Linked DNA regions of Homo sapiens: region 1 is linked to region 2. Evidence: chromatin loops called from intact Hi-C (ENCODE). Cell type or tissue: endothelial cell of umbilical vein. All regions are shown on one strand. Each heading gives the region's core, and the rest is flanking DNA. Links, peaks and the distances in the headings are about the cores only.

What was found. Peaks named below come from ENCODE experiments on the same cell type or tissue, not always from the same donor. Only the 100,000 strongest peaks of a DNase experiment are listed, where the experiment ranks them.
Region 1: it touches region 2 in a loop (2.5-fold over the local background); 1 of 110 quality-filtered maps calls a loop at or near these places.

Annotation. Positions count from the first base shown.
Region 1 is chr6:74,252,249-74,257,562 of GRCh38, forward strand. All of the region lies in intron 1 of LOC101928516 (a long non-coding RNA gene), which reads left to right. Among named protein-coding and RNA genes, the nearest start is that of CD109, 560 kb to the left of the region's middle. In endothelial cell of umbilical vein, for the core only: no CTCF peak of the experiment used is centred there; no DNase peak of the experiment used is centred there.
Region 2 is chr6:74,566,746-74,572,091 of GRCh38, forward strand. The region is part of intron 2 of LOC101928516 (a long non-coding RNA gene); the gene reads left to right. Among named protein-coding and RNA genes, the nearest start is that of SNORD156, 560 kb to the right of the region's middle. In endothelial cell of umbilical vein, for the core only: no CTCF peak of the experiment used is centred there; a DNase peak (open chromatin) is centred at 2,316; H3K27ac peaks cover 2,211 bases.

The DNA of each region.
Region 1 (5,314 bases), core at 1-5,000, 310 kb before region 2:
TCTAACAGTTTATCTGTGTCTAGAGTAGTAACAGTTGCTTATGTGAAGAGAACAAAGAATTACAGAAGAGGAATTATGTTAACATTTTACTTCAGAGACAGGTTTAATTTATTTTACTACATGAGCCCCTTTAGATACGGAGCTGATAGTAATTTCTTGCTGAAAGAACTAAAACGACCACTTCATTGGAAACTCATTAAGGAAAATGCCTGTGTATTATAACATCACCTTAGTCCTTACTTGTAGAAGAGCACATAATAGTCCCTTAAATTTTATTGAATGAGTAGAATTTCAGGCTACAATGTACCAACTTGCCCTATAAATTTTGTCAGGTAATGTTGGTATATTTTTCAAACACATTTCTTAGGACTATCAAAAAAAAGCAGAGACAGAAATTAAAGTGGTAAAGGGAAATTTTATTCAGGACTATTGCAATAGGGGAAGAGAGACCCCCATATAGAACTGGGCTTCATTCTAAATACATCAGGGATAAGTAGGGATTTATAGCCAAAGAGCAGGGATCAGAAAATTTTTATGTATTTATTTATTTATTTATTTATTATTATTATACTTTAAGTTTTAGGGTACATGTGCACAATGTGCAGGTTAGTTACATATGTATACAAGTGCCATGCTGGTGCGCTGCACCCACTAACTCATCATCTAGCATTAGGTATATTTCCCAATGCTATCCCTCCCCCCTCCCCCCACCCCACAACAGTCCCCAGAGTGTGATATTCCCCTTCCTGTGTCCATGTGTTCTCATTGTTCAATTCCCACCTATGAGTGAGAATATGCGGTGTTTGGTTTTTTTGTCCTTGCGATAGTTTACTGAGAATGATGATTTCCAATTTCATCCATGTATCTAATTAAACTAAAGAGCTTCTGCACAGCAAAAGAAACTACCATCAGAGTGAACAGGCAACCTACAAAATGGGAGAAAATTTTCGCAACCTACTCATCTGACAAATGGCTAATATCCACAATCTACAATGAACTCAAACAAATTTACAAGAAAAAAACAAACAACCCCATCAAAAAGTGGGTGAAGGACATGAACAGACACTTCTCAAAAGAAGACATTTATGCAGCCAAAAAACACATGAAAAAAATGCTCAGAAAATTTTTAAGAAGAGATACCAAGTCTGGGGGAAATTCTGGCAGAACCAACCTAACAGGATTCCTGCTGAAAACAGGCGAGGGTGATCAGCTAACAGGAGTGGGCAGAGAAAAATTTTGATCAGATACTGAGGGTGATCAGATATCAAGGATGAATAATTCTTGCTAAACTGTGTTGGCCGTATTATTTGCTAAAACTGGGTTTTAGAATGATGTGCACAGACAGGCCCAGGAGAAAGTCCAGAAGCCTGACTAAAGTTTGGCCAAGCAAAGAACTGTTGTTAGAATACAGTCCCACAAGAAGCCAAATGACAAAATAAATATATATATATATAAACAACAGAAGAAGAGCTTCTGGCAAGTAAGTTTGAGAAATAGCTGTATATCACATGCACCTTTGAAAGTGTATTTTAAATAACATTATACCAAAATTTCTTCATTTGTTCTTTCTGTATCTACTCTATTAATATGCTGCTTTATTCTTTTTCTCATTTATTAAACATTAGGATTTAATATACTAACTTCTTTTCTATTATTAATAACTGATCATCATGACACTCATGATTAATTAAATGTTTCATTACATAAGAATGGCATTGGGGCAATATGGAAAAAAGAGGTAGGTTTTATTTATCTATAGATATTTATTTTATTTTATTTTTTTTTGAGTGAAATTCTGCTTTATTTTATAATTAGAAAGGGCCAAGCTTTCTCCTGGTTCAGCAAACCATCTCTGATGAGCAGGTTAGGGGCAGGTTACCAGACTACCCACCATTCCCTTTTGTCAGATGCTCAGACTGCTCAACCGTAAGGGTTGGTCCTGCCTCAGAACCCACTCTGGTCATAGAGATCACAAACTAGGGTCCATCTGTCAGTCCTGACATTTCTCTAGGGGAAGGTGGAAGGAGAGAATTAGAGATGTCTCTAGTTGCAGAATTATGGCCTGCAGTGGGTCAAAGGAACATGACTAAGACCTCACAAAAGACAAGATTCTATCTTGTGGTGAGGGGTGTGGTTGGGGGTAGGAATTAATCAGAGTGAAGCATTCTTGCCTAGAGGTAAAGCTCTCCTTTTTCTTTTCTTTTTTTTTTTTTTTTTGTTTTCTTTCTTTTATTTAATTTATGTGATGAAACCTGGTCAAATTTTGGGCTGAGTTTTTTTTTTTTAGTTGATCATTCTTGGGTGTTTCTGGCAGAGGGGGATTTGGCAGGGTCATAGGACAATAGTGGAGGGAAGGTCAGCAGATAAACAAGTGAACAAAGGTCTCTGGTTTTCCTAGGCAGAGGACCCTGCGGCCTTCCGCAGTGTTTGTGTCCCTGGATACTTGAGATTAGGGAGTGGTGATGACTCTTAACGAGCATGCTGCCTTCAAGCATCTGTTTAACAAAGCACATCTTGCACCGCCCTTAATCCATTTAACCCTGAGTGGACACAGCACATGTTTCAGAGAGCATAGGGCTGGGGGCAAGGTCATAGATCAACAGCATCCCAAGGCAGAAGAATCTTTCTTAGTACAGAACAAAAATGGAGTCTCCCATGTCTACTTCTTTCTACACAGACACAGAAACAATCTGATTTCTCTATCCTTTCCCCACATTTCCCCCTTTTCTATTCCACAAAACCGCCATCGTCATCATGGCCCGTTCTCAATGAGCTGCTGGGTACACCTCCCAGACGGGGTGGCAGCCGGGAAGAGGGGCTCCTCAGTTCCCAGCAGGGGCGGCTGGCCGGGCGGGGGCTGCCCCCCACCTCCCTCCCAGACGGGGCGGCTGCTGGGCAGAGACGCTCCTCACTTCCCAGACAGGGCGGCTGCCGGGCAGAGGGGCTCCTCACTTATCAGACGGGGTGGCTGCCGGGCGGAGGGGCTCCTCACTTCTCAGATTGGGCGGCTGCTGGGCGGAGGGGCTCCTCACTTCTCAGATGAGGTGGCCGGCAGAGATGCTCCTCACCTCCCAGATGGAGTCGTGGCCGGGCAGAGGCGCTCCTCACATCCCAGACGGGGCGGCAGGGCAGAGGCGCTCCCCACATCTCAGACGATGGGCGGCCGGGCAGAGACGCTCCTCGCTTCCTAGACGGGATGGCAGCCGGAAAGAGGCGCTCCTCACTTCCCAGACTGGGCAGCCGGGCAGAGGGTCTCCTCACATCCCAGACGATGGGCGGCCAGGCAGAGACGCTCCTCACTTCCCAGATGGGGCGGCGGCCGGGCAGAGGCTGCAATCTCGACACTTTGGGAGGCTAACGCAGGCGGCTGGGAGGTGGAGGTTGTAGCTAGCCGAGATCACGCCACTGCACTCCAGCCTGGGCAACATTGAGCAATGAGTGAACGAGACTCCGTCTGCAATCCCGGCGCCTCGGGAGGCCGAGGCTGGCAGATCACTCGCGGTTAGGAGCTGGAGACCAGCCCAGCCAACACAGCGAAACCTCGTCTCCACCAAAAAAATATGAAAACCAGTCAGGCGTGGTGGCACGTGCCTGCAATGGCAGGCACTTGGCAGGCTGAGGCAGGAGAATCAGGCAGGGAGGTTGCAGTGAGCCGAGATGGCAGCAGTACAGTCCAGCTTCGGCTCGGCATTAGAGGGAGACCGTGAGGAGAGGGAGACTGTGGGGAGAGGGAGAGGGAGAGGGAGAGCATCTATAGATATTTCAATTGTACTGGCTCTTGATATTTTTAGTAAGAGTTTTCATGTGAGGAAGTACTCAAGTTTGAAAAAACCTCTTTATAAATCCAAAGACTTAGAAGGAGTTTCTAATACATAATACAAATGCCAACAATTAAGCAATTCGAGGAATTTTCTTACTGACCTTCCTATTTATTTAAAATTAATATAAAAATTAGTCTTCCTGATTTCTTCATGGCTGTGCTTGATTGCATAAAGTTGCTTTTACCTGGCCATCTTTTAACATTTTGTTTTTTATTTGGAGTTGCTAAATTAAAGGAAGGAAGCTGTCACAAATTGCTAAAAATAATACATTGAACTATAAATATGAATCATTTAGATTCCAGTATATTTATTTATATACCACCCTTTTTCTGAAATAATTTGAAGAAGCTTATTACTTTATGTACAGAATTTTTTTTATGAAGACCATAATGAGTACAGTGAACACAGCTGTAATTACTATTCCAGCCCTGAAAGCCACTGTGATGAAGTCATGGAATTATGATCTCTTCTAAGCTTATAATTGTGAGCAAACATATGTACAAGTTTATATTACTGCAGTGGGATCCTCAGAAAGAATCACATTCTGGAAACATTTAAGACAAAATAAGCCTTTCTGATCTGCTAATAAAGTAAACAATCTTGATTTAAAAAGAATAAATCATGTGTTAGGGACAAAAATGTGAAGTTCTTTGTGTGAGATCACAGCTCAGTGCTCTCTTCAAAAACAAAAAGTCATGCAGTTGTTTTTATTGTTTAAATATAAATAATTCACGTTCCAAAAATGTCTCCTCAGGCTAACTCAGTATCATTTTAAGGTATTTTTTTTTAAGTTTACACTTGACCTGAATCTTGTCTCTCAAGCAGACAGGACATGTTTTCTAGAATAATTGGCACATTAATAATTAGCCAACCCTGGGGCACAGGGAGGAAAGAAAACATTTCAGGGCTATTAGACACCAAACACCACTTTCAAACGGGGCTGTACCTGGTGAGAAAGGGGGATGGCCATCCAAGTGTCCACACTTGGAGATTCTGCAAAGAGGCTTCCCCTTGCAATGATTCTTTATGCAGCCCATATTTTTCTGTGAGAAGTGGCAAGACAGAAATGAAAGCTGTGAATTGATCTGCCTGCTTAGTAAGCCAAGCTTATAAAAGAAAAAAATTTGCTCAAGTTTCCTGACCTTGTCACCTTGTTTAAGAGACTGAAAGAACCTGACCTTTCCTTCTACCATTTTGTCTGCTTCTGCAACTTGGCATGAATTGTGATTTGGAATAGAGTTAAAATCTCTTTTGGTGTTAGACTTATTCAAGGAAAAATATATCCAAGGATATATAATTCTGAACTTCCAAGAAAAAATCCTAAATGCAGCAAGTAATGCATTTTAAAGGAAACGTGAAAGTATAATTTGTGTTAAATTGTTAAAGGGTTTTAAAACATTAAAATTCATTTATTAAAATAACTTGCATTTTACATGTATTGTAGAAAACCTGAAAACTCTAGAAAAATATAAAGTAAAACAAAAGCATCCATA
Region 2 (5,346 bases), core at 347-5,346:
CCTAATGATTATATAGTTCTTATAACCTTGCATCTCATTATCTTTCTTGATAGAGGAAAAGATGAAGTTGCACCTAGTACATGTCACTATTATCTGGTGTGAATTAAAATGAAAAATGTTTGAAAATTGATGGCCCTCATCCTCTCCTTTACTTGTTTAAATCCTGTTTTTTTCATAAAGATGACCAAATAAAAGTTTATACTTTTGGACCATATTACATTAGATTTTCAGTAAGTCATCGTGACCAAATAATGTTTGAACTGTTACTGTCTTCAAGCTTTGACAAAAACTTGCTTGCTGTAAGTATTGGATGTATAGTTTTCATTTTGGCATTTTTTTATGTTGTTCACACATTTTTTGATAGGAGTACTCATTTTTACCTACAAAATTAAGAATAATTAAGAATAATCAAATTTGGTTTTCCTTGAAAATTGAATATGTTTTTTGTCTCTAATCAAGGAACTGCCCTACTGTATTAGTATGGTAAGTAATGCTAACTGTTGTAATAAACAAACTCAAAAATTTCAGTGGCTTAACACAATAAGTGTTATTTATCACTCACACAAGAGCCAGTGTGGGTATTTCTGGAGCCAGCGTGTGAATCGCCTTCTATGTGGTCATTCAAAAACCCAGACTCCTTCCACTTTGTGAGTTCATCCTTCTTTAAATATTAGAGTAGGGAAAGAGTGAGAAAATTATGCATGAGAGGCTTGTGTAGCCTGGGTTTGGGAGTGGTGCACATCTCTGTGGCTCACATTTCCTTGATCAAGAATCAGTTATGTGGCTACCATAACTGTAAGGAGAGTGGGGAATACAGCCTAACTATGTGTCCAGGAGGAAAAGGAATTCGGTGTTGGTTTATGCCATATTTGATTCCTTGACATTACGAGCTAGGTTTTCTTTTGTGAAGATGCAGCATAATTTATTGCAAAGGAGAAAGACTATTTTAAAAGTTAGATGCAGAATACCCAGTACACCCTGAGCGAGAAGGGATTCAGGGCAGGCAGCTTACAGGAATGAGACGCAAAGACTAGAACTAGGAACACTCCATTTATGGGAATCTTACATAATTATTCATAAGGAGGTGGGAAGAGGTGTTACTGGTAAGTATGTTCTGGGTGGTCCTCTTGGTGCACATACACAGTGGTTGTACATGCTTGTTTATATGTCACGTATCATTAGCATCTTAAATCTCAACCACGGTGTGATTTTTACTATTTATAATAGTAATAATGAGTAAAAGGTCACTTTAAGGACAGGTAAAATCAAAATGTGCATGCTCTCTACAAGGGTATTTCCCTTTGCTTGAATGAGTTGAAATACGATGCAAATGCTGGGGCTTGCTGGGTTGACAATATGCAGTCATCATGCATTCACCGTGGTTGCTGCATCCCGAGGACATTATCAGTATGCCAATGTGGTATACTGTAGTAATCACTTTCTTGAATACCCATCCTGCCTCAATAGTACTTGCTAGGTTTTATGCTTTATCATGCTATTAACTTTTAAAATATAATATTTTTATTTACACAATCTGAAATGTTCTTTGTAGCCTTGATTTTATGGTGATATTGAAAAAGGGTGGAAGTCTTATGCTATTTGATTGTTCACCATAACAATTCAATAAACTAATTTAATTGGAGTCTGTGATTGTATGAGTTCAGTCAGTCCAGCTTCTGCTTTTAGACAAATAGACCCCAATGAAGATATTGTAATTTACCTCCTTACAGCCCTGCAAAAAAGATTTTATGAGCCTTGATGATTGCAGTATGCTGCAGTGAAGGACTGAGGTTAGTCATAAGAAGGAGACCACTTTCCCAACTGCAATTCTCCCATTAGAATCAGATAATAGAGGAGATAAGAACTTAATTTGAAAATCATTGTTTCATAAAAAGTCCTCAAGTAAACACGAAAGTCTGTTCTGCTGTTCAGTAATTTTTGATTCCCAAATCATTATTTTCACTGTAAAGTATTACTCTCTTGGTTGTTTGAGCTATTATTAAGAAATTAGGGCACAAATCGAAGTAGCTAGAAATCAGTGAATAGATGGAAAATGTGGCATTTCTTTTAGAAATATTTCCAACTGAAATTTTACATCAGTTGTGGATTTGTCAAATATCCTGAAGAAATAATACTGGGAAAAAAAAAAACCTAAGTTAAGTTTAATTCTGCAAGTTTTCCCGCAATAGCGTATATATGTAATTAAGGCGAAGACTTGATCTATCTTTAGTGTGAGTTAACATCTCAAATATGTATGATGTAAAGCCTGAATCCCTGAAGCACATAAGCTTTCCCGTTCCTCTCCAGACGCTGACATTCCTTTCCTTCCTCCCTTTCATCCTTTTCTGGCATGACAAATATAGACGTGAATATGGAAACTGTCTATGGAGTTTTAAAGGACAAGCATTTCAAGCTGTTTTCCAGAGCAAAAGTTTTCCTATGTAATTTTTCTATACTCCAATACTTTTTCAGGTTTTATTAACATTTATTAATATTCTTCAACTTATTTTTCATTTTCATGCCAGAAGCTTGATCTCAAGGATGCTTTAAAGGAAACTTAATCAGTTTCCTTCCAGACATCTGATAAGAATTTGCCATGAGTTAATTTTCAATTAGTAGCTGGTAATGCGTATTATGCCATGAAACTGTCATCTGGTCAATTGTCTATATTGAGCTATTGAATATATAAATCTTCAAATATGATAATCTGCATTCTGGTATTGGAATAAAAGACTGAAGTTGCAGAATGAAATAATGGCACTTTATCTTCAAAATGGACAAATTTTATTTTGTGAATTAACTGAGATAATTTTTAGTTTCCTGTTGTGTTTTCTCCCTGCACAGTCCCAGGCCAAACTCTGTTTCCCATATTAGCTGACATGTGTTCAGTCATTGCAGACTGTTCTTCATTTGAGCCTAATGACAAAATAATTAAAAGATAAATCTTCTGCTTTAAAAATAACATATACTATAAAACCACATACTAATGATTTTTGGATTTTTGCATTTTTTTAATATCCCAGAACATAACTACTCTTTATCTGGGCAGCAAATGGTTCATTAGCTTTGGTTCCCTTACTTAGCACACTCAGCAGCTTGTCACATCCGAAGAATAAAAAAAGGAAGTCTCATTTTTCTTTAAACCTAAAAGTTGTATCTGCTACATTCCCTCTAACCAAAAAAAAAAGGGTTATAGAAAGAAATTCTCAGTTCCTCATAAAAGGATATAGAAAACAAATATCCGGATTCCAATTCTATGTGTTAATTATGTATAATATTGGAAGAGAGATAGTGTTTAAAAGAAAAGATGGTTAGCTCAGTATAAGGATTCAAGGTAGGTTTCTGAGAGGAAACTTGATGGAGACTGTAGTTGATAAAAGACATTCCAAGTAGAGGGAACATTTATACGAAAGCATTAGTGACATGATGCAGTAGGGTAAGTTCTAGAGCTATGATTGTACATTGTTAGGTAGAGTATAGGTGTGAAGGTAAAGATATGGGTAAGTGTGGGGAGGGGTGGGGTCAGACCCTGCTGTGTCAGAGCAGTACTGGTTCATGTCTGTTATCCTGGCATAATTATTAAGGAAGCCCTTTTTATTTTCAAAAGTGTCCTGGTTGGGATGGTAAATTACATCACCATTTTGGGGCAGGGGACTTTTGCAAACCATACAGTGCTGTTTCTTCCATTTCCTGGTCCTACTGACACTACCTCATCTTTTTTCAAATACTATAATTAGTCTTCTAGTCTACAATGAGCAGGAGAGAGGCAGAGGCCAGATCATGAAGGATTTTATAAATCTTGCTAAAGAGAATAAACTTTAAATCCTAAGAAAAAGGTCTAGTGAAAGGTTTTAAGCAGGAAAAATACATGTTTATTTGTTTTACAAAATGATTTGGAGGAGGACAGGAATGAAGCAGGCCAGTTGACAGCCAGCACCAATGACCAGCCATGTGAGTGAAAACATTTTAATCCATCCAGCCTTGTGTTAGTCAGGGTTCTCCAGAGGGACAGAATTAATAGGATATATGTATATATGAAAGGGAGTTTATTAGGGACAATTGGCTTACACATTCCCAAGGTGAAGTCCCACTATAGGCCTTCGGGAAGCTGGGGAAGAGAGAAGCCAGTAGTGGCTCAGTCCGAGTCCAAAAGCCTCAAAAGCAGGGAAGCCTACCATACTGCCTTTGGTTTGTGGCTGAAGGCCTGAGAACCCCCAGCAAACCACTGGTTTAAGTCCAAGAGTCCAAAGGCCAAATAAAAGAACCTGGAGTGTGATATTCAAGGGCAAGAGGAACAGATGGAAACATTCAGCATGGGAGGAAGATGAAAGCCAGAAGACTCAGCAATCCAGCTTATCCCACCTTCTTCCGACTGCTTTGTTCTAGCCATACTGGCAGCCGATGGGATGGTCTCCACGCACATTGAGAATGGGTCTTCCTATCCCAGTCCACTAACTCAAATGTTAACCTCCTCTGACAACACCCTCACAGACACACCCAGAAGCAATACTTTACCAGCTACCTAGACATCCTTCAATCAAGTTGACACCTAATATTAATCACCATAAGGCTCTAGTAAGTTGCCAGATTATTTCAATTTACTTAGGCCACCTAAATGGCTGAGGTGGGACAGACATAACAGCAGAACACAGCCCACACTGCAGATTCATTGAATCGTGAGAAAATAAAATGGTGGCTGTTTTAAGTTAATATATTTTGAGTGGTTTGTTACACAGCAATGAGACATGGCTTCAGTTTTTTATTAGAAAATATAATAATATATCAGAAAGTTTAAAGAGAGACTACATTACTATACAAATCAAAAGCAAAAATAAATATACTTAACGAAATTCTGCATTTAGTCATGATTCAAAATTCTTAGAAAAATTTAAATAAGAAAATACTTTTCAAACCTGCAAAAGAATATTATTTTTCAATTATCAGCCAGTTTTATGCTTAATGGTAAAACATTAAGGAACTTCTCATTAAAGTCATGAATAAGACAAATAGGCCAACTATCAAATGTTATTGCTTAATACTGTTTTCCAAGTTCTAGACAATGCGATAATGCATTCATCAGAGACATGAGACCTAAATATCAGAAAGAGATAAATTGTGATAATTTTTAGATATAGTTGACTGCTCAGCATTTTAAAGTAGTCTATGGGAAACAAATGCCTTTTTTTAAAGTTCAGAAAAATGACTAAATGCAATGTAAGTTGTAACAAATATGTATTAAGCAAGAATCAATAAAAAATTATAGAAAATCTAAATTACCACTCTAAGATAAAACAAAAATGAAAAACAATAAAAGAAACCCACCTAAGAATAATATGACCATCTAAC